Linked DNA regions of Mus musculus: all the other regions are linked to region 1. A link is a loop called in an ENCODE intact Hi-C map of the cell type or tissue named here. Cell type or tissue: left cerebral cortex. All regions are shown on one strand.

Region 1 (8,000 bases):
GTTCTTCTGTGGTGAGGAATAGTGATCATGTTTGAGGGGAACAAAAGCTGGGTAATGGAAGCTGGCCAGCTATTAGGAAATCCCCAGAATTCCCTCTGACGTGGGAACTTGAACCTAGTTTCCCCCTATGATTGAAATGGAGTCTCAGAACAAAACAGCAATTTTTAGGGCAAGTTTCTTTTGCTTGTTTCCCAACAAGACACAGACTATAAAAGTCATACATGAAAGATTTTAAAGGGTGAAATGGCTTCTTTCTGCTGAGGCAGTGTTAGCCCTAGAATGGCACATTAGTGAACTGCCAGCCCATGGGCCAAGGTTGACTCACAATCTGTGTTTGTGTCTCTTGTAGATGAAGGACAATTCTTATGTCTTTAAATGACATTTAATGACATGCAAGACTAGTACTTAGTACTCAGGGGTCCAGAGAAAGCACATGAAATACACAGATCTTCGTCTCTGGAAGATAAATAGATTAAGTGGATGGGGACCTCATGTCCTTTGTCTCAGTAGGTTTTCTTTCTCTCATACATCCAACGTTGGTGCAGAAACCAGGAACCCAAAAGCACCATTAGTCACAGGCAAAACCAAAACATAACAAAAGCATCTTTGTTCTTTGTAACTAGAGAAGCAGGAAAGAGGCAACCTGGACAGGCAGGAAATACCAGAGAAATGATGCTGATGACTGCTGTCAGCAAAGGTGGAGTAAAGATTCCCAGCCTTGCACCACCCCCAAATGTTCTTGTGATGGCCTCACAAAAGGAAAACTAGAAGTCAGAACTATTTACCTTGCCTGCCACCAACCATGCCTCCTGCCACAGGAGAAGCAAAATGTCCATGCAACACAGCAATAATGCACTGTTTCCATAGGCAAGCCAGTGGAAGCCTTTATCCTCCAGTGATACTATAGCAACTCCCATTGAAGGGACCACCTGGGAACAGCATCTTCTCCCAGCAATAAGGAAGAGGCTCAACCCATCACAGTACTACCAAGGAAGCCTCAGGTGAGACTGTCTCCATCCTCTTGGATGTAAATGGCAGCCATCCACTCCTATGCTGGAGGATCAGCAGAGAAAGCCACCTCAAACAGATGTGATGATCAGTACGTGCCAAAACCAAGATCTCCAAATGATCAAGAGAAGTGAAGGGGGACAATTCCGAAAGACTGTTGGATTGCCTGATTCTATTTCTGTAATATTGAGTGACAAAATTACAAAAATACAAAACAGACTAGCACTCATGAGAGTATGGAAGTGTGTGTGTGTGTGTGTGTGTGTGTGTGTGTGTGTGTGTGTGTGTGTGTGTGTGTGTGTAGACATCACTATGAATAAGAAAAGAGGAATCTATGTGAGGGAAAACATTCAGTGCCTTGTGTGTACAGGTGTGAGCACTCTGCCCATTATACTGTACTGTAGCTTTCAAAATACTTCCTGCAAGAAAAAGTAGGTAGAGGGAGTGTGGATATTTAGAGAAAGCCAGGTTAGGGAAAGAGGATATAGCCAGTTGGTATAGTATTCGTACAAAGCCCTCATCCCCAGGAGTAATTTTTTTAAGGTGTTAGGGGTCATGCTTGTAACACAACACTTTCAGAGGTAGAAGAGAAGAATCAGAAGCCAATCTCAGCCATGGCTACATAGCAATTTCCAGGATAGCCTGGTCAAAAAGAAGGACAGACAGACAGACAGACAGACAGACAGATGAAGGGAGAGAGGGACGGGAGAGAGAGAGAGAGAGAGAGAGAGAGAGGAAGAAAAGGAGGAGGAGGAAGAAGAAGAAAAGAGAAAAGAGCCGAGTAGTGGTGGAGCATGCCTTTAATCCTAGCACTTGGGAGGCAGAGGCAGGCAGATTTCTGAGTTTGTGGCCAGCCTGGTCTACAGAGTTCCAGGACAGCCAGGGCTATACAGAGAAACCCTGTCTCAAAAAAAAAAACAAAAAAAACAAAACAAAACAAAACAAAAACAAAAAACAAAAAAAGGAAGAAAGGAGAAAAAGAAAGAAATTAAAATGCTAATCTATTTGGGTTTTGAGATGGGTCTTGCCCTAGAACTGAAGAATTCATTCCTCTATCTTGAGGCCTAAGATTCCTACCTCACCTTTCCTCAGGCTGAGACTACAAGCATGAGTTATAAAATTCATATTTCAGCATCTACAAATGGCTGTACTGGAGCATAGCTGCCCTAATCCATTTACTTCCCACCCGTGACTGTCCTCACATTTCCGTGACACAATCAGCAATGACTCACCAGAGCGGACTACATAACACACAATAATCTCTTGGCCTTTATTTAAAACAAACAATCAAAAAAACCAAATAAACATTGCTGACCTATACAAATCAGACCAACAGTAAATCCCAGAAAAATTCATGAGCACATATGTGCATACATACATACATTTAGACATATACAAAAAAAAGAAGGAAAAAGAGAAAGAAGATAAAATGAAATGTGATTCACCTTTTTGTCATTAAATGATGTTTCTCTCCAGAAGACATGTTTTCCATCTGAAATAAGCAGTTGCAAAACTGACCCATGGGGCTGAGAGACGGCACAGCAATGAGAACAGAGATTTGGTTCCCACCACCCACATCAGGTGACTCACAACAAGCTCCAGGGGACATGACATCCTCCTGTGGCTTCCGCAAGCACTGCACACACATGCTGCACATATGGGCATGCATACATATAAATAAAAGTTATTAAGTTTTTAAGAATTACAAATTTTAAGAATACCTATAATCCCAGCACTTAGTCGGTGGAGGCTGGGGGATTAGCCTCCATGCCCTACACCTAAGATGAGTTTAGTAGTAGAAACTTAGAAGTTGTCTGACAAGTCCAGCATGGCGTTGGTAAGGGTGGAATGACATGGTTGCTGGCTATGGAACGGGGCCAACAAGGCATAGGCATCCACGAGTGTCCATGGCTTCTTTGTATAATAATGTACATATTTTCGCATTCATCCTTCAAGGTATGTCCTCCCTGTCAGCATTAATGACTCTGAGATAATCAGAGGTGGCCTGAGTCTAGAGGCGAAAGTGTGACTAATGCCTCAGCAAAATGATAGACTGCTAGAACCTTCAGGACAGCATGAGTTCAAATATATATTCAAATCTATATATATATTTTTTTTCTCAACTATGTAAAATGTAAGGGTGCAATATGAATTATATTGGGGGATTCACAAATCTAAAGGAACAAAAGCAGTTTTGCTGTCAGCCACCTTGTCAGAAAGATATTAAGGAAGAATATGAAAAGATTTAGGGAGTGGTGATAGCAGGAGATCCCACCCACCTAAGATTTTGTTTATGCTTACAAGGGCAGGCAGTTTCCTGAGTTTAGGGCTGGGGACATGGCAATGTTAGGTCTAGGTGTGGTAGAAATAGTAATTTCAGGGTGGGTTCCCACCTAACCAGTCTATTGTCTGTGCTTATAAGAGGTGGGCAGAATTCCTTTGCAATGTTAAAAAAAAAAAAAAGTATGTGTTCTTGCTGTCCCCTAAGAATCAAAGGGCTGGGGTCATGAGAGGCTGATTCATAGGACAATCAAAGGGGGACCTGGTGTAAATGACTGGATTGTTGTGTAAAATAAAAGACTGGGCTTGTGATCTGCAAGAGATGAGCTATCCAGATAATTTTTTAGAATAGCAAGAAAGAACTGCTTGGAGAATTGTCTTGATCAGCTAAAGAAGTCAGGACAAAAACTCAAGTAGGGCAGGAATGTGGAGGCAGGAGCTGATGCAGAGGTCATGGAGGGGTGCTGCTTACTGGCTTGCTCTTCATGGCTTACTCAGCCTGCTTTCTTACAAAACCCAGCACTGTCAGCCAGAGAATAGCAACATCTACAAGGGGTGGAAGGCATGGAACACCAACTAAGAAAATGCCCTACAGGCTTAGCTACAGCCCAATCTTAGGAAGGCATTGCCTTCTCTTTTTTTTTCTGTCCATAATTTATTTTTTGATTCACCTTACATCCCAGTTACAGCCCCTTCCCTCCTCTCTTCCCAGTGCTGCCCTTACAAGTCTCCCCACCCCAGTTACCCAACCACCTTCTCCTTAGGGAGGGGTACGCTTCCCCTGGGTACCACTAAGCACCTCCTCTCCCACTGAGGCCCATTCAGGCAGTCCAGGTAGGGGAAGGGGATCCAATGCAAGGCAATGGAATCAGAGACAGCCTATGCACACATATACATCTATATTCTTGGATGCATTTTTATGTTAAAATTTACCAACCCAATATTGGTCGCCTATATCATACTTTCTATTTTGTTTTTTATAGATTTATAGATTTTATTAATTTTTGGTTAGCATAAAAATAATACAAAAAATGGTATATTATTACATGTTATTATATGTTTTGTTCTCATTTATTCCTCTCAACACATATTTTTCTAACTAAAATACTTTTATTTTTTAATATTTATTCATTTTTAGGGGTATGTATTAAACAACTGAGCATGTGTACTTCTTAAGAAAACTAACAAAGATCTGGAGAGATAGCTCAGTAGGTTTGGAACACTAGCTGTTCTTCCAGAGCATCCAGAACCCACATGGCAGCTCAGAATCATCTCCAATTTCAGGCAAGCAAATGCCCTCTTCTGGCCTCTGCTGGTACTGCATGCACATGATATTAATAATTTTATATATATGCAAAACATCCATACACATAAGATAATACAAATTGAGGGATTTTCTTTAGCAGCATACCAATATACTTTTTTTTTTGGTTTTTCGAAACGATTTCTCTGTGTAGCCCTGGCTGTCCTGGAAGACCTGTCTGTAGACCAGCCTGGCCTTGAACTCAGAAATCTGCCTGCCTCTTTATCCCAAGTGCTAGGATTAAAGGCGTGTGCCACCACTGCCCAGCTACAAGTATGCTTTTATTTTTACAAAGACTGTTTTTATATTTTGCATATGAGTGTTTTGCCTGAATGCATGCCTGTGTGTCATGTGTGTGCGGTGCCTATGAAGATCATATATATATATAAATATATATATATATATATATATATATATATATATTTAAGATACTAGGTAGGTGATAGATAGATGATATATATGTGTCATTTAAATATGTCATATATTTAAAATACTTTTTTGCTGTTTCGCTTTAAAGTCCAAAAGGCCTACTTATTCTTTTTATTCTTGACCATCCCTTCACTGTTTTGTTATTGTTTTTTTTTTATGTTCTAAAGTAAAACAGCAAATGGTGAATGGATACAGTTTGAATATTAGTTAATATTTCTATTTATGTTGATGAGTAACATGTCCAACAGAAGTTCTAACTATGATAAACAAATGAATCAGGTGTGTTTACATGTGGGTATTACAAATAGAACTATTTTACTGAGATCACCAACCACTGAAGTCACCAGAAATAGTAGCTGGGGTCGTGTCAAGGAGCTTACGACTTTGGTGTAGTTGGGATGAAGTAAAGCAGGGTAGGTTTAAACTCATAAGATGTTTTTGGGCTACATAGAGGCAACTCCTTTCTCCATTTTACAGTTATTAAAGTTATTGATGAGGAGCGGCAGCTTATTGAGGGAAAGGAGTTGCAAAAAGCTGACGTTGTGTGTGCTAAGAAAAGAAAGAAAGCAGCGGTGTCATTCAAAGCTGAGGAGCAAATGGTCTCCTGTAAAACGATGAAGCAGTGTATATCTATAATGAGATATAGAGTCCCTGTTACCCAGATTGGCCATCCTCAGAGTTTAAAGAATTAAAGAGGCATCAATAAATACCAGTGTTAGACAGAGACGATTAAAAAAGGCCTTAATATTAAAATCAAACCGCCAAGCGAGACAATCCACAAGGGCACAAAGATTAACAGCAAGGTAAGAGAGGATACTGCAGAGGAAAGAGGTGAAAACAACTCAGCCATTTCTGAACGCCATTCCTCAGGCAAATGAACACTAGGAAACTATAACTGTTAAGAAATGCTATGTTTTTGCACCTGTACATTTTTACTGAGCTCAGAATTGGAAGTTAGAGGCTAACTTCTTCAACTATTCAACAGTATTTGATTGTCATAAAGATGTCATAAAGAATGAGTTTTCAAAGGCCGGGCATGGTGGCGCACGCCTTTAATCCCAGGACTCGGGAGGCAGAGGCAGGCGGATTTCTGAGTTCGAGGCCAGCCTGGTCTACAAAGTGAGTTCCAGGACAGCCAGGGCTATACAGAGAAACCCTGTCTCGCAAAAAACAAAAACAAAAACAAAAAGAATGAGTTTTCACAATATCCCATTGCTATGTGAAGGGCAGCAATCGAGACTATTCCAGAGGATTCGAGTTCTTCCCCTACAGAATAAGAAGAGGCTCGCATGAAAGTCCCCTAAGGCAGGGGCAACCAGAGTTCAAGATGTGGGCGTGGTAACAGCCGGAAAGTCTGCCTCCAGATTTTCAAACGCAAAACACGTGGGAAATACTCATACGGACTAAGTGTGAGCTTCCGGGCACCCGTAGTCCAATGTCAATGGCCCGAGCGCCGGAAGTGATTTGTGGGCAGCGTCTCTTCCGGGTAGAAAATAGCTGGAACTTTCACCAGTGTTCAGTCTGCCGCCAGCCCCCGGGGAACTATGGAGGCCCCGCGACCGGCAGGGACATTCGTGGTGGTAGGAGGTGGCATCGCTGGCGTCACGTGTGCCGAGCAGGTTCGTGGGCGCGTGCTCCGCCCCTTCTGGACCCTGTTGTCGTGGTTACGGGAGATTGCGGCGGGCGGCACCGCTTCGCGGGTCGCTCTTCCGGCTTTTCCCCACGCCCACTCGGCGGCGCCGCTGGTGGGGAGGCTGCGCAGAGCCCCGTTGTAGCGTTTGGGGCCAGGAGTAGACAGTGCCTAATTAGCTAGGAATCCAAAATCGAACCAGACTCCGGGTGGAATAGTGTGCCAGTGGGCAGGAGACCTTGGCGTTTGGACAGAAAATTCTCCCACTTTTCAGATTTCCTTCACACATGAAATTTAGTTTCTTGATAAGTGCCACGACGTTAATAAATAATTTCAACGTTACCTTGAACTCCAAAGATAAAATTTCATGTCTAGCAGAAGTTTGGGGCAAAGGACTACAGATGAGGAAATTCTAATCATGATAAACAAATGAATCAGATGTGTTTACATGTGCGTATTACAGAAAAGAACTATTTTGTTGCGATCACCAACCGCTGAAGTCACCAGAAATAGTAGCAGGAAGTGTTTTTTGAGTTGTTAAACTTGGGTGGTGCAGCTCCTGTTTATCCATCAAAGAGTTCATATTCCAAGTCACGTCATCACTGTGTTACCTTAATCTTAGGAGTTACTGGTAGGAGTGAATTAAGGTAAGGGGTAATTAACTTCTCTTAATGTGTAAAGATTACCAAATAGAGAAGAAAAACATACTCCACAGTGTAGCCTTCATGGGAAGAAAGCATGACTTAAATTGCAAGCAGAGAAGCTGATAAGAGACAGAAGCAAGGAAGACTGCCAGAGTTCAGACCACATAGGTTGATACGACTTGCTGTGTTTAATGAAAGTCTGCAAATAGATGGTTTCGAGTTAGGGGTGAAAGCTTTGTAAATTTGATTAGCTACAGTGTGTGTGTTAAGGGCAAATGGTCGACAGCTGTGTGAAGCAGGAAGCTAACCTGTAGATAGTTCTCAGGAGTATTAAGTTTTGAGAACTTGATCCAACAAGAAATGTACAAGATAGATTACAGAATATGAAGAGGAAACAAAGGCAGAGAGTGGTCAGATATAGGACATTCAAATAGGTTGAGTCACAGGACTGTTGTATGGCCTGAGGGCGTGGGGTTGAGGGTGCTGAGCTTCGTGGGACATGAGCAGGGACATGGGACAGGCAGTGGAACAGAATCCAAGATGAGCAAACGACCACCCCCCTCCGGAGTGTAGGGAAAAGGTAGAAATCGTGAAACTGCTGCATGTTAAGTCTTTGTGTTTTGTTAAGCTAAGGTTCAAATGGCTCTGTCTTCCCTGAGTATGTACTAGTCAGAGAGGGAGTGTGAGGGCCATGGGAAGAGTGATG
Region 2 (8,000 bases), 840 kb before region 1:
AAAACTGGCGTAGAGAGCTTGGCCAGGAAAATAATTTTCCTTTACTTTTAAAAGTAAAGTATGCTCGTGTACTTTCTTTACTGAGGTAGGATATTGTGTTACTTTTCTCCCTGCCCCCATTCCTTCAAAAAGTGCTTAACAAAAATCAACTCAAGGACACCAACCTGCCAGCTTCCTCCTTTTTATTCAGTCTGGGACCCCCACCCACAGGATGGCACCATCCACAGTTAGGAGGGATTTTTCCTACCTGGAAGCTCCCTCACTGACACGCCCAGAGCTTTGCCCTTTCTGCTGATCCTAGGTCATGTCAAGTTAGCAATATTAGCCATGACGTATTTAAGTGATTGTTGTTGTTGTTTTGAGGAAGTAGCTTGTTGTCAGAGTTATTGCCTGTGCTCTGGCAGCAAGCCAGGCTAGGCCACCTTTATCAAATAAACCAATTAAAAGAACCAAATTAGGACTAGGATAGCCTAGCACATAAAAGTTCCCTACATAAGACTGATCCCAGAATCCAATATGTGAAAAGATGGTGGTGGTGAGGCTTAGCATTTATAATCTCAGCACAGAAACTAAGAAATGGGTGGTTGAGAACAGAAAATCGCCTAGAAGCTCCTGGCCTGCTAGGGCCGCACTCCTCCCTCCCTCCTTCCCTCCCTCCTTCCCTCCCTCCTTCCCTCCCTTCCTGGTAATGGAGAATGGGCCGCAACTTCTTCCTTCCTTGCATCTTTTCATGCTCTTTTCTTTCCTTAAGGCCATTTAACATTAGATTTCTAACAGCATTTTAGGAGTAAAGAATTATAGATCTAATGTGAACATTGGATATATGGTCACATCACCATTTTTCTCTCTATGATCACCTTGCAAAGGGATGGTCCCCAGGCTAGAACATTTATCTATATTATCTATATTGCAAAGGATCAGAGAACTGATTTCCAATCAGAGGCTTTCTAAAGTGAAAGTTCTGAGAGGAGGGAGACCAGGATCTGGAGGTAGGAGTTAGGGTGCGTCCCTGCGCTTACAATTCAGTCAAGCTAAGAGCAATAGTATCTTGGTTACATTTTTATTGCTGTTATAAAATACTCTGACCAAAATGACTCAGGGAGAAACGCTATTTTATCTCACAATTCCAGGTTACATCTCATCATTGTGAGAAAGTCACAGTGTCAAGATCTATAGAGAGCTGGTCACATTGCATCCAGAGCCAGGAACTAGAGAACAATGAGTCACTGCTTGCATGCTACTGCTCCACTCACTGTCTCCTCTCATATGCATTCTAAGACCCCTACCTAGGGAATAGTGCCACCCATAGTGGGTGAGGCGTCCCACCCCACCCACCGCTGCAGAAATGCCCAAAGGCCAATCTTGCAGGTGATTCAAGGTTCTTTGAAGTTGAAAATTCCCACTAACCATACTGCTGACTGTCACACATGCTACTTCTTCCCAAAAACAGCATCCTTCCTCAGTTTCTGTCTCCTGCATGTACGAAGTGTGAGCACCTTGAAAGAAAACTCTGAGGCTAATTGATCTTTGTTTAAAGTACATAAAACCATGAAAGTGCTTGCCAATTGGCCAATATTGATTGATGAATTTACCTCATGAACAAATGATAACTATAGTAAAAAAAAAAAGAATTTAAATTCTGTCTTATCACTCTGTGCCTATGTTACTGTCTCCCAGCATTTATTGAATTTAATATTTTTGTTTCTATGTGGTTCAAAAATAATTCAAAATAATTCAATCGAATTCTTCTTTTCTGCAATTTTAACAATAGATCTTATTCTTTTGTGCAAGGAATTTCTGAGTCCTCTTATCATAAAACTGGCTAAATACTCACTAGCCCTTCTACAAAGGTGTCTGTATGTGGGCCTCAAAAGATCTAGCACACTTGGCACATTCCATGGCCATTAGCAAGCTCCAAGTTCAATGGGGATGGAGGTGGAAAGTGACAGAAAAAGGCTTGTATTGTGGAGGTTCATGATATAAGGGTTAGCATTCTGAACACTGAAAGGCTTGTGATGCAAACCTCTGGTCTCTCTACAGGCACATATAGGTGTACTTATACTCCACACACCCCAAATAGTCTTAACAAAAAAAAATGCAAGTAGAACCTAGTATGGATATTACTAAATATGAAATATTATTAACATGTATCCCTCGGTAATAGCTTATTGTCATGTTCCTTCTTTCCCCCATTCTTGAAAACTGCACTAAAGCAACTGAGATAGGCAAACAGAAAGACAGACAGATAGATGTCTCTTTGACATTTAATTTCTATTTATAATATGAAAAACAATAACCTTCATATAGGTAGCTCACAAGTAGGTCTGATGATTTATATTTTTCAGGAAAGAAAAGTTTCAAAAGAAGGAGAATCTACTGCCAAATAACTCAGCACCTTCTGCAGAACCACATGATGTGGAAGAAAGTGATTGAAGAGGAACAGTGTTTATCAGGCACAGAGAACCAGTCCCTGGACCAGGTCCCTCTGCAGCATCCCTCAGAGCAGATCCAGGCTATCAAGGAGGAAGAGGAAGAGAAGGGGAAGCCAAGAGCAGAGGAGACCCTGGCTCCACAGCCAGACCTGTGACCATGGGTAGAGCGAGCTGTGTTTGCAGACAGAATGACTCGTCTCAGACATTTTCTAAGCCAGCACACTTAGACACAACACTGTAGATTACCAGAAGATTGGCAAATGGCTTAAGTGTTTGGGGGAATTCTTCACATTTTGTGTGTTTATTTTTACAGTGAGGGACAGCGCTGAAGACTCTAGCTCAAAGAAGCTTTTTTCACTTTGCGACACCAGCGTCTAAAGATTGTTTTATAAGAAAGAAATTATATGTGTGTGTATAAATTCCCACATAGGCTCATGTAAGACTCGTATTCACGCATGCACACATGCACACTGTGAGCTAGGATGCCTGACTCCACAAGGTAGTAACAGTCATATTAAGATATGTAGAGGTCACTGTGACATAGAAAGTCATAAAGGACAAGAACTCATGAGGAACTGTGCAGCTTAGAGAGGAAACAGGCTCCAGACTGAGCACCTTTTGTTCTCCCTGCCGAGGGGTGAGCATTTCAGAACATGGTTGGAATTCTAATGCATACTGCCAACTGTGTGTGTTGTGTGTGTGTGAGAGAGAGAGAGAGAGAGACAGACAGACAGACAGAGGGGTTGGTCTTGTACATGTGTGCATGAGAAAAGGGAGATGTTTATGACTTTGACTTTAGTTATTCCTAGAATAGCTGTAGCAGGTGATGAAGTCCATGTGAACACACAGAGGGAAATCCTTTCTGCAGTGTCTTTGAATGAATGGCAGCCCCCCTTTTAGCTTCTAAGAAGGTTCCTTAGTAGAGGGAGGGCTTATCTGGGTCATATGATTGGTACCACTGCTACCTGCCACTTGGGGGCACTCTACCACCAGCCTCACACTCAGAAGACTAAGGCTTTCTGGTCTACCCTGGCTTAATGAATGTATAAGGGGTACATGTCACTCACTCATCTAGGATCAATTAGCATGGAAGGGGATGGTGTTCTTTACTGGTGGATACCCAAGAGGAGCTAGAGGGGGCTCTCCATCAGGTAAGAGTTCTAACAGGGCACTGGAAAAGTCTTGTTAAAGTATCTATAGCAATGATACCCTATGTCTTCGCAATTTGATGCAAGTTATGTTGTAATAAAGAAGAAAGTCAACAAACTCACCGTAGGTGCTGAGACAAAGGGATGAAGGCAAAATGTCAACTTAGGGTTTGGAAGTTGGCCTGGGGAAAACTACTCCTTGGCAACTGTTGAAGATTGTTAGCTCTGACCTCCCTGTTGTGGTCTTCCATACACTGTGTGAAAGCATAGCATGGTTTTGCAGCCTGGTCCATGGTCATGCCCCTTTTTGAAAGGAAGATGGGTGGGATGTTATTCTTTAAGGATAGACTATTGGAAGCTATTTGTGTTATTTTGTTTGTTTTCTACACTTGTTTATGCTGTGAGCCAAACCTCTATTTAAAAGTTGATACTCACTTTCAATATTTTATTGGATATTATTACATATGTCATGACTAGTTACCATGATGTAAATATAAAGAAGTTTTTGTTGTTGTTGTTGTTTCTGTAGATAGAAAACTTTTTTTAAAGAAAAAAAGGGGAAAGGGAAACATTTTATAGTTATATTTTAATCACCGTTTTTATACATTGTAGCTTTCTCCAAGCACAGTAGTTAGGTGCGGGTTTATTGTGGAGTTTGAGAGCCACCAGCCATCTGCCTACTCTAATTTGATTCATGATCTGATACAGTTGATTGCTGTTAAATTAAGGCATTGAAAAGATAGCATCTTTTGCTAACTCAATTAATTTGAAGTCTTTCCCTGTCTGATGAAAGCCTTTCTTAAGCAAATTGTTAGTATTTCTCCTAAACTCTGTTGCTTGTAGATTCTGGTCCAGTGCTGTGTTCACAGACTCCTAGTCATAGCCTCTGAGACCTGTGCATAAATTTCTACCTTTTCACATCCTTGATTATTTACATTAAAAATCCCTTTGTCTCCCATACATGGATTATGTATCCTTCCCTTCAAAAAGCAACATTTTCTTGTATTTCACAGCATTTTTTCCCCTAATAGACAAAAATGAAATGAAAAATCAAGTATTTCAGGGTAGATTTTTTTTTTTCTAGTTCAGAGGACAATGCAAGGAGGATTGGAAGGATTCGGGCCTCACCCAGACAATTAGAATGTGTTTCTATGCATTTCTGAGATAGTGCCAGGGCTTCGGCAGTTAGCAGATTCTGAATATTTTTTCTTTTTTTATGGTGGCCATATGTCTCTGTTGGTAAATCTACTCCGAAGCAAGAATCCTTCTTCAGTGAAGGCAAATAAATGTAACTCTTGCCCTGCAATAGGAATGATAGACAGAGCACTTACATTCATCTACCCTTCACTCAGTAGCTCATCCACGTGTTCAAGTGGACACATGTCTGCAACATAAATATGAGTCGTCAAACAAGCTAGGCATGGAGTGAGGGGATTGGCCTATCCATTGTGAGTGTTTATATTGGAAGTCTGAACAAAGCTGCAGAGTCTGAGTAGGAGTCAGGCTGGTTACATCATGAGGATCTCAGCAAACTGCCTAGATTTTCTTGTTTTAAAGTACACGAAGTAACAGGATAATGAGCAGAGCATTAGAATCTATCTGTTCTAGAATTGTGCTCATTCATCCAGGCAGATTGATTTTTTTTTCCTCAAAAAACAAGTTGTTGTTGTTCTCAACCCAAAAGGCAACAAACTGAATGGAAGGGTGGAAACCCACCAAGTGTGTGACCTAAAGAGCCACCTAATAATTCTCGAAGCGTATCAAATGACATCAAAAGTATTTTCCATGAATGATGTTGTCCACCTTCTTGGTGACAGCAATATTACTGTATTCACCTCCAACTTCAGAGTTAACTTCCTGTGGTGCCAATGTGTTTGATGTGACTTACTACAGTTTTATATGAGCCTATACAGGTGCCATTTGATAAACTCAGGTCTCCCAGTGGAGGGGTCTCTACCCACTTAGGGAAAAGATAGTTTTATAGATAGCCATAATGTGTCAGTGGTAGGAGAAATTGGGAACCAGCTGCTCTCTGTGGAGTAAAAGCCTAAGTGTGTTCTGCATGTTATCCATGGTATTTTCAACATAATAATGGAATGTCTTTATGGTGACCGAAGCCAGCTGACCTTTTGAGTAGCATTTCCTTAGTAGAGAGAACCCTTTTTCCTGTTTTACTTAACTGTAAGAAAAAAAAAAAGTACTCGTTTATGTAAGACCTGGTTTTGTTCTCAGTAGGACATGCACTCAGTAGTTAGTATATTGTCATTTCCTGGCATTAAGAGAATTGCCTCCTGTTTGAAAAAGCATCTGCCTTCCTCTATCGTTGCACCCTGTTCTGTTTGGGTTTTACTCCAGAACAAGCATTACACATTGCAGTCCCAGGAAAGCTGAGGAGAAGGAAGTGAATGAATGCCCTGCAGACTCTTTGGTAGCTGTAGATATTTGCAATTTCCCTGTGTCCTCTGGCCTTTCTTTCCCAGAGAACTTTCTTGAAGGTAAAAGCTGTGCAAAAGGCATGAGACTCAGGCCTACTCTTTGTTTGTTAAATGATGGAAAAGTATAAATTATTTTCTAAGTAATAAAAATATGAAAATTATCATTGTAAATAAAGTCTAAAGCTTGAAATGACTTCTTTATAGAAGTGGAGTGTTTGTGTGGTGAACAACTCCTGGCCAATAGGAAAAGAAGAATCTGGAATTTCTGTCTGTTCTGCTTGAGGACACACTCTTGGTGCCTCCTTGAGGCGGGCACCTCCATTGATCTTCCTTAGGGTCTTGGAAGCATAAAGAGAGGCTTCTTAGCCTTCTCTCTAATCCTGAATCTCATTGGATGCCTCCCTTGGTTTTTGTGTCATTAGCAATTTAATTGCCTTTACAATTGTCTGAAGGCTACTGCAACAGAGTTCTATGGCCTTCCACAGACTAAATCAATATTCTACTCTTTAGGTGTGTCCCAGATAACTAAATGACACAATAACCATGTGCTTTGAAACTGAAGTCATTTTCTTGCATCATCTTGCCCCCTGAACAATGAAATATTACACGATCCTTGTTCTAGGTCACTCATTTCTTCATGAATTTGTAAAGGGAAATTATGAATTTTCTGATAGCAACATGTTTAAAAATCTATCCAAACATATTAAAACTGAAGATCGATAAAACAGTTCACCATTTCAAGTAGAAGAGACTTCAGAATTAAATTCATCTTAGAATGTCTAATTAAGCTGAAATCCATCAATTTGGGGTCCTGGACCCCAAATTTATGTCATGTTAATTCATCCTCCAGTAAATGCCCCAGTATTCATTGAAAAATAAATTAGAAGTGGATTAAGTTGTTAGCCCTGACTAAACTAAACCATACACTTCAGTCTAGATGGTTTATTGTGCTTTTGGTGAGTATTTTTATGCCTCCAATGAGGGAACCATAATTAGAGAATAAAAACATACTAGTAGTATACATTATACAAGGTGGATATCAATAAACTATGTTGCTACCTTATGCTTTGCATGGGCTAAAATGTTCTTATTTCCTATACTACCTAATACTGCTTTTTGCCTTACCTAGTAATTGGCTTTATGATCATCTAGTAAATTAACCCTAACAACTGATTTGATGTTGTGACTAAGATATTTGACCTTCTCTGTGTGGATACTTTAAATATGTCTGCAGATGCAAAAATGTAGTTGGTGGGACCTAATCTGCTACTTCAAAGCATAATGTTGATCCTTGAGTTTTTAACCTAGGAAAGACCATAAGTACATAGACTGTGTGTTTTTGTGCTGGGCTGAAGACTCTAAACTTATCTCACATTTCTTAGCATCATGTTCTGGCATCTTAGGTGTATGCCTCCCCCTCAAACTGGTGTGGAACACAGAGGGAAAAGCACCCTTCCTCTAATAGATAAATGTTCACTGGGGCCGTGTGTAACCCAGACTCGTTGGTTTGCATTAAGAAGCGGCTCTTTAATCATCAAAGCTAACAAGAAGTAATGTTAAGTCTTGTGTGTTGTTACTGACAGAAGTATTTCAATTTGATTTAAATTCTTGAATCACCCACCATTCTCTTGCATTTTGGGGGATAGGGATTAAAATTAACCCCAAAAAGCACTGCTTCTTGGTATCACAATTACCATAGTCTGGTAGGATTTAATGTTTTTCTAGTGCTCTTGAGGGGAAAATGATTTTTTTTTTTTTGGTTTTTCGAGACAGGGTCTCTCTGTATAGTCCTGGCTGTCCTGGAACTCATTTTGTAGACCAAGTTGGCCTCGAACTCAGAAATCCACCTGCCTCTGCCTCCCGAGTGCTGGGATTAAAGGTGTGCACCACCACCCCCCGGTGGAAAATGATTTATAAGGGAATCAGTAAGTGTACATTTAATAAAGTACATGAAGAATTTAAGTGTCCTCAGGGCAGCTCACGTA
Region 3 (8,000 bases), 850 kb before region 1:
CTCAGGATGCGTGGGAAGGGGTCAGAACTTCAAGGTCATCCTGGGCAGATAATGAGTTTAAAACAAGCTTGAATGATGTATAGAGAGACCCTGTCTTAAAAGCAGAAACAAACCAAAACAGCAAAAAAAAGTAAAGCTAAAATTTAAAAACGCTTATACTTGGACACAAATAACTGGCAAGTATCTCGGAAGACATGAACATGCTGGCTTTGAGAGCTTGGTGATTTAAAATAGTCCCACTGAATAACCACAGGAAAATGCATTAGCACGTAGTGTGGCGGGAATGGAGAAGGAAGAATGCAGGCTGACACCGAGAAGTGCTGAGAATTACAGGCAAAGCATGGATGGGTGTGATAGACCAATCAGCTCGGGAAGAGGTGCTTGCTGATACTAGGTCCTTTGGGAAAGGCTGGCCGCTGAGGTCATGGAAGTTGGAAGAGAGAGATGAAAAGGGGGTTGATGGTGGGAGCAGGGGGGGAGGGAGGATCTGGCAATAAGCCTAGCTTCCTTTGTGACTTTCCCAGGGCTCAGTCTGGTCAGGTGCCAGCAAGTGACATAAATGTTAGTGATCTCACAAGGGGTAAGGAGTTACATAAATAAACATCTTCAGAAAGGAAGCCACAGGAAAACTAAAGGACAATTACATCCAGGCAGGATTTCCAAATTATTGTTTTATTTCCAAAGGTATTTTTTATTTTCAATTGGCGGGTCTTATTGAATTTACCTGGAAGCCACACTGCGTACAAACACTGTGATGTGTGGTCATGCCGCTTTGCTATGGCCTAGAATAGTGTGTTCTCTGTAGTGTTTCATGAGGCCGTGGGGAAGCCTGGGCTAGTATTCAAGTATAAATAGAAACTCCCCAAATTCAGTTTCTTACTTTATGTTTTGATTTCCCATTTTTAGATGAGTGACGTATTTATTTTTGTAAACTATTGATTTGTCCACTTCAAGTGAAAATAATTTATTATGATAATGATGTTCATAGGGCAAGCAAGCTGGCTCAGTGGATAAGGATGCTCTCATCAGAGCTCAGGACATATTTGAGCCCCCTTAGCCACATGGTAGAAGGAGAGAACTGACTCCCACTAGTTGTCCTCTGACTTCCAGGGTGTGCTTGTGTGTATGGGCATATGCACACACATACAATAAGTAAATGTTAAAACAAACAAACCTGCTTGTAGCATTTGAGGTCCTTTGTATTTCCATAAAGGAATTTATTTACGTCTTGAGGGGATCTTTAGCTTGTGTGGTACGGCTTTAAAATAATAATAATGTCTTCTATGTGTTGAAGTTAGACACTTAGACTAATGTGAGTAAGCTAATAAAGGCTATGCTTGCCATCGCTTTAATTTCAAATACAAACATCCATTGCTCAAATTATTTTAGCACTTACTCGACCCAAGACTTATGTCTGATGGGTTCCTATCAAGGAATCCACAGTTAATATTAAAAGGTTGTGGAAGGGATGTGAAAATGGAATCAGATGAGCAAGAGAGTCTATTCACATCATAGTAGTGAAACCTTTAGTCAGAGTCCACCTGTAATACCATTCAGGGCGAAGGAAAGCATGGAACTTAACTGTCATCTGGGTAGTCTGAGTTAGTTCATCTAGATGCAGCTATAAAAAAGGAAAGGATTATGGAAGAAACTTCATGAAGCAGAAGTTGGTATAACAATTTACATAGACAACTCACTAGAAGTATATACATATATACACACATATATAATATATTGTCATATTACACACACACACACACACACACACACACACACACACATGATTGCTTGATGAGGTTAGGTTGATGGAGTCCTGCTGATTTCTAATGGTAGGGGAGGATACACAGTGTTTGGTGATGTGACTGGTCCCTTCAGCGGAGCATCTTTGCTGATAAGGAAGATGGCATTTGTTAGAGATGGTATTTCAGGTCTTTGAGACTATTGGTCTAACTGCTCTACTATGATTTACTTTCTCTCTCTCTATTTCTTTCTCTCTATTTCTCTCTCTCTATTTCTCTCTCTATTTCTCTCTCTCTATTTCTCTCTCTCTTTCTCTCTTTCTCTCTCTCTCTCTCTCTCTCTCTCTCTCTCTCTCTCTCTCTCTCTCTCTCTCTCTCTCTCTCTCTCTCTCTCTCTCTCTCCCCACTGCATATTTTTTTCTATAAACACTAGGCAGTGAGGTTCCTGTATGTAGAGGCTTCTGGAAGAACCAGACACTGGCTTTTCCATTTTGGATATCAACATGCACAATAAGTGCCAAGATGTGGTTTCTTGTCACTGTAGAAATGATGTGGAATTTCCAAAAGTCCCTGTCCTAGAAAATCTGGCAGGCCTTCCCTGAAGTGTTGAAGTGTGAGGATAGAATATGTATCCAGTAGATGGCAGTCTTTGTCCTTGGACCTCAGAGTTCACAAGCTGATGTGTGCTTGCTCCTTCCCATCATTACAGATCATAACAGAATCCATGCCACCGATGTTCTACACGCTGTGTGGTATCTCACAACACAGCCGATTCCTGGCCTCCCAAGTGTGATTGGTGATCACGGCTCAGCAAGCGACTCCGGTGTGTATGAACTCTGCCCATGCTTCTTACCAAAGCCAGGAACGCCAATTGTGTGTTGTATTTGTGGTTTGCATGTTGTATTTTCAAGTCAGGTAATCCCAGCTTCACAGTTTTAAAGAATGCCTTTCACTTTCACTTCCTCTCCTCAGATTCTGACAGTGGATTTACACACGGACACATGGGATATGTGTTTTCAAAAATGTATCACGTGCCAGATGACAAATATGGATGCCTGTCTGGGAATATTCCAGCCCTAGAGTTGATGGCTCTGTACGTTGCTGCAGCCATGCATGACTACGATCACCCAGGGAGGACAAATGCCTTCCTGGTTGCCACTAGTGCCCCTCAGGTAAAGGCTTAGATTTTCGTGAGGAGATAATAATTTAGGTTCTACATTTTTTGGAATAACATTAATTTCACAAATATGATGTATAGACACCAAACTGTACCTAGTCATCAGAATTTTTAGAGGCCTTGTTAATTTCCAAAGATGTCATGGTTTGTGCCAAGACAATCATGATAGATATTTAACCTCATTATGTACAAAGGTCTTTTCTCAGTTGCCTTCGTAGAGGAGAATCACGACAAATGACTAACAGTGAATATCCCCATCAAAGCAAAGATATCTTACTCACATCCTCTTCTGAAAAAAACTAGAGAGCTATGTTTTCCTTCATCTGTTAAGAGTATGAGGAGACTTTTTGCATGTAAAACTTATTCTTTCAAAATAGTTTCATGGCATGCATATTCATTGGAAGGAATTTATTATCCATTTATCTCATACATTAGGGTGATTTTTTTTTCACCTAAACAAGGTTTTCCTATAAAGAAAATAATTTCCTTTAAAGAAAATAATTATATATATACATAATATACACAATATACATAAATATATAATTAACATATAATTATATAATATATAATATAAAACATCTTGTAATTAAGTTTTATATGTATAATATAAAACTTACATACAATATAAATATAAGGTATATAAATAAAATTTGCAAAAAAAGTTTAAAGGGGAGAAACTTATATGCTGGAAAATAAAAATGCATCAATAATTAAGATAATAAAATTGTCCATAGCCCACATAAAAATGTTTAATTTAAAGCCTTCCATAGCCTTTTGTGATTCCTTTTTAACTTAAAAAGTTGGACCCTCCTGTCCTGCCTCTTTTCCCCGCTAGGCGGTGCTATACAACGACCGTTCTGTTCTGGAGAACCATCACGCCGCTGCAGCCTGGAATCTCTTCATGTCCCGGCCAGAGTATAACTTCTTAGTTAACCTGGACCACGTGGAATTCAAGCACTTCCGCTTCCTAGTCATTGAAGCGATTTTGGCTACTGACCTGAAGAAACACTTTGACTTTGTAGCCAAATTTAACGCCAAGGTAACCAGGTCTCTATCTATGTTCATTTTGTGGCTTCATTAAAAGGTGTCTGAGAATCAAAATATTGATCAAAACCCGATTTCCATGAGATTTCTATGAGAAAGAAATGGTTGGGATATTTATCCTCATGCTAGCAGATAGCCATCGCTCTGAGGCTAGATGCCGAAGAAGTTGAGGTCTTGGCTGTCTGTGTTAGGCTTTGTTCTATAAACTACCAGCTCTCACTGCTCTTTGTTTGATGTATTCTTTCCACAGTGTATGAGGTGAGTTACCCAACAGTGGTAGAGATGAAAGAAATCATGAGGTAAAATGTCATGCCTCAAACATAAAAGTCTAAGTATTCATTCAAGAAAGTTTCTTACTTGGTCCTGGGGAGAAGCGTCAGACAGGAGAGTGTTGGCTTTGCCAGCATGAAGACCTAAGTTTGACCCTGTGAACCCACATTTAAAAAATAAAAATAAAAAACTGAGCACAGTAGTACTCATGTATATTATATATTATATGAGTGCCTCAGCTCTGAGGAGATAGACAGAGGCTCTCAGAGTCTCACCAGACAGTAGCCTCATCAGAGATAGCTTGTCTCAAAACACGAGGGAGTGGCTCCTGAGGAAGCCTCTGGCCTACATACATGCACATGTACACACATGCACACACCACACATGCACACAGACAACACACATGCATACATACATACATATATACACACATGCACAATACACATCCACACACATGCACACATACACACACATGCACACATACACATATGCACACATATAAGCACACAAAGACACATACATACATATAGGCATACATATATGCACACACATATATACACACATGCACGCTAACACACATGAGCAAGTATATTTTTATATACACATACAAAACAAAACTTTTAAACAAGATTTCTTATAAGTTCAGTAAGTAATAATGACTTTAATTTCGAATGAGTTGCATTACTTTTCTTGATATTAGATCTAGTATCCAAAATTCTCATGTTTGATGTTTTGATTCCCACACAGTAAGAAAATAATGAAATTCCGTTGTCCTTTCTCATGTTTAACTGGGATGTGGAAACAGAAAATGTTGTTTCTGTGCCTCAAACAGGTAAACGATGATGTCGGGATAGATTGGACCAATGAAAACGACCGTCTCCTGGTGTGTCAGATGTGTATAAAGCTGGCTGACATCAACGGGCCTGCTAAATGCAAAGAACTCCACCTGCGGTGGACAGAGGGCATCGCCAGCGAGTTTTATGAGCAGGTAACTTGCAGAGCTGCATTATCTATCACAAGATGTGTCCTTGCTGTGTACAAGCTCAACAAAGCTTCTCTCAAGCCATGCCACATAATCAATCCACATTCTATATATACTTGCACCAGATAAACACAGGACAGTTTCAGCAGGAATTTAAAAATGATATGTGTGAAAATGGACTGAACTATTGAGCGTTGAGGTAGAACTATCTGAAGGCATTTTTCAGAGCGATGCTAGTATAACAGAGGGATCTAATGATATAATGATATAACAGAGGGATCTTATGATATGTTACCAATGCCTGTTAAATGCTGAGCTTCTACAGGTTCATTTATTGCAGTGAAAGCATCTTCAGATGTTCAGATGTGTATAAGGAAACATGCCAATGACTGCTTTTTCTTATTAGAGCAATATGACAGCAGTGCACGACAAAGGGGCAGGTGTGTGTGTGCATTCACACATGTGTAGATGTACATTCACAAACACACAGACTCTTTATTTGACTCAAGAACATAAGCACTAAGAGACCCTTTGCAAAGCCACTTCATGCTGGTGAGCATGGATGACCAGCCCCATGGAAGCCTACATTGTCCTAATTATATTTTTAGTCTGAACCACGTTCCTAAGTAAAACATGGAAGTAAATGGGTACGGATAACAGAGAGGTATTAGTGACATAGGGAATGTGAAAAGTGAAGATGTTTACCTGGGGAGAAATATAGATGACATAGGACTGTGATCAGATGTTAAAAAGCACACATACAACTTTAAAAATAGGTTTGCCAGAACATTGCTGTGGAGGTTGGGCAGGGAAAGCCTCTCAAGTACTTAACACAGAGCTGATCGATAAGAAATGCTCAGTTCTTCTCGAGTGATCTAAAGACCACAGGTGTTAGTTGACGTGGTGGCCCAAGCTTAGAATCCCAGCGAGGGAGGCTGAGACGGGAACTGCTGAGGCGGGAGTATGAGGTCAGATCTCAGAAGAAAGGGCAGGGGTGTCCCTAACAAGTCTGTCCAAGTTACTGAAGACAGAGTTCAGGCCAATGGCAGAGAATAAAACTTGTTAGTGTTCAAGATGCCCCACCAGAATGGTGCACTTTATAATCAATGGTACTTACACGAGGGGGGGGGGATTAGAGTAAACTTTTAAGGTTTATGTAGTCAACATTCATATGCAAAATAAAATATTTATGCCTTTAAAAATAGTATATTGCCTATTTTAGTAATGATATTATTGATTAATGCTAAAATGTTAAAATGCAGAAAAATATAAAAGAATGAGAAAATTCACAAACCCTGGCTTATAATTTTATAAATCCTCTTAAATTTTGTAGGTAACCTTTTATTTATTTCCTGTTACTTTTATTCTCATAAATATTTGGCAGTTAAAGACAAAGATTTCTACATAAAATTAAAACCATATAATTACTGGAAGGTATATGTCAAACAAAATCTAGAATAATATAGCAACTTGAATTGAGCAAGAAAATGGTTTATGCTTTCTGCAGTTGAGACAAACGGCAAACATCACAGGGATGTGGCTCAGCCGGTGGCATGCTTATCTAGTGTACAGGAAGGCTTCAGTTCAAACCATAGCACTGGTGAAGTTGTGGTGCACATCTGTAGTCTCACTGCATGTACACGTGAACGTGAACCAAAAATTCAAGACTGCACAGTCAACAAAACCAAGGAGCAAAGTCTTGCTCTGGGCGTCTTAGCCATCAGGGCAGTGCCTCTGACCAGTGATGTCGAGGGGCTTGTATGTGACTATCTGGGTTACAGCGTACTCACGTGTCGGGATGCCAGGAGAATGTTGACTTGCCTCACATTATGCTCCTCTGTCACTTACCTTTGTGAATCTCTCTATTTCTAGGGCGATGAAGAAGCCAGCCTCGGCTTGCCCATAAGTCCCTTTATGGACCGCTCTGCCCCGCAGCTGGCCAATCTTCAGGAATCCTTTATCTCACACATCGTGGGTCCTCTCTGCCACTCCTATGACTCTGCGGGACTCATGCCAGGAAAATGGGTAGATGACAGTGATGATTCCGGAGACACCGATGACCCGGAAGAAGAGGAGGAAGAGGCTGAAACACCACACGAGGACGAAGCCTGTGAAAGCAGTATAGCTCCCCGTAAGCTTTGAAACCAATCTGATGAGATTTTTGCAGGGCTGGTTTCCTGCCGTAGAGTTAGAGAAATGTGACGTACCCTTCTCATAAATGACATCCTTTCAGTCCAGCTGCCCTTTGCCAGCTTAGGCACTGCAAAGCTACCTTCTCTGGTATCATGATGGAGACAGCAGGAGATGCGATTTATGACATCCAGATAGCATGCATACAGATGCTTCCACCAGGAAATAGAGTGGACAACTAGCTTCAGAATTTCTTAATGATGTAGAATCTGGGTTACCATATGGATCAATCGTTGGCTTTTTTTCGTGGCCATTGGGGATGGTAAGAGATAAGAAGAATTTAGTGTTTTACTCAACAACTGCTCACTGCACACATCCTCAGTGCCTGGGCTTTCTTCCTGGTAGACATGTGGGGTAAGAAGTAAGTCCATCCTTGTCCTTTTCAGTGTACATTCTAGTGGAGCAGCAGATACACAGCAGATACACAGCAGATACACAGCAGATGATACACAGCAGATACACAGCAGATACACAGCAGGACAAAGCAGGACAGCCACAATATTCTAGGTAGTGATGGATACCATGGATTTATTTTGTTTGGAGATGGGTTCTTTGTTGGTTTGTCTTATTTTTGAGGAGATATAAAATATTGCAGAGG

What was found. Peaks named below come from ENCODE experiments on the same cell type or tissue, not always from the same donor. Only the 100,000 strongest peaks of a DNase experiment are listed, where the experiment ranks them.
Region 2: a loop joins it to region 1, with 3 times the contacts of the local background. A loop is called at or near these places in 7 of 42 quality-filtered maps.
Region 3: a loop joins it to region 1, with 6 times the contacts of the local background. A loop is called at or near these places in 7 of 42 quality-filtered maps.

Annotation. Positions count from the first base shown.
Region 1 is chr6:142,339,169-142,347,168 of GRCm38, forward strand. It overlaps Pyroxd1 (pyridine nucleotide-disulphide oxidoreductase domain 1), which reads left to right and starts at 6,529. Exons shown (of 12, transcript NM_183165.3): 1 at 6,529-6,639. The coding sequence starts at 6,565. In left cerebral cortex, CTCF peaks have their summits at 4,598 (motif pointing left) and 6,792; DNase peaks (open chromatin) are centred at 4,591 and 6,548; H3K4me3 peaks cover 1,484 bases; H3K27ac peaks cover 1,015 bases.
Region 2 is chr6:141,496,307-141,504,306 of GRCm38, forward strand. Pde3a (phosphodiesterase 3A, cGMP inhibited) reads left to right here. Exons shown (of 16, transcript NM_018779.2): 16 at 2,346-8,000. The coding sequence ends at 2,587. Among named protein-coding and RNA genes, the nearest start is that of Slco1c1, 24 kb to the right of the region's middle. In left cerebral cortex, a CTCF peak has its summit at 3,397 (motif pointing right); DNase peaks (open chromatin) are centred at 3,399, 4,818 and 5,012; H3K27ac peaks cover 429 bases.
Region 3 is chr6:141,485,048-141,493,047 of GRCm38, forward strand. It overlaps Pde3a (phosphodiesterase 3A, cGMP inhibited), which reads left to right. Exons shown (of 16, transcript NM_018779.2): 11 at 2,449-2,562; 12 at 2,712-2,911; 13 at 3,752-3,955; 14 at 5,063-5,218; 15 at 7,085-7,343. Among named protein-coding and RNA genes, the nearest start is that of Slco1c1, 35 kb to the right of the region's middle. In left cerebral cortex, CTCF peaks have their summits at 2,381 (motif pointing right) and 3,751; DNase peaks (open chromatin) are centred at 2,378 and 3,770; H3K4me3 peaks cover 299 bases.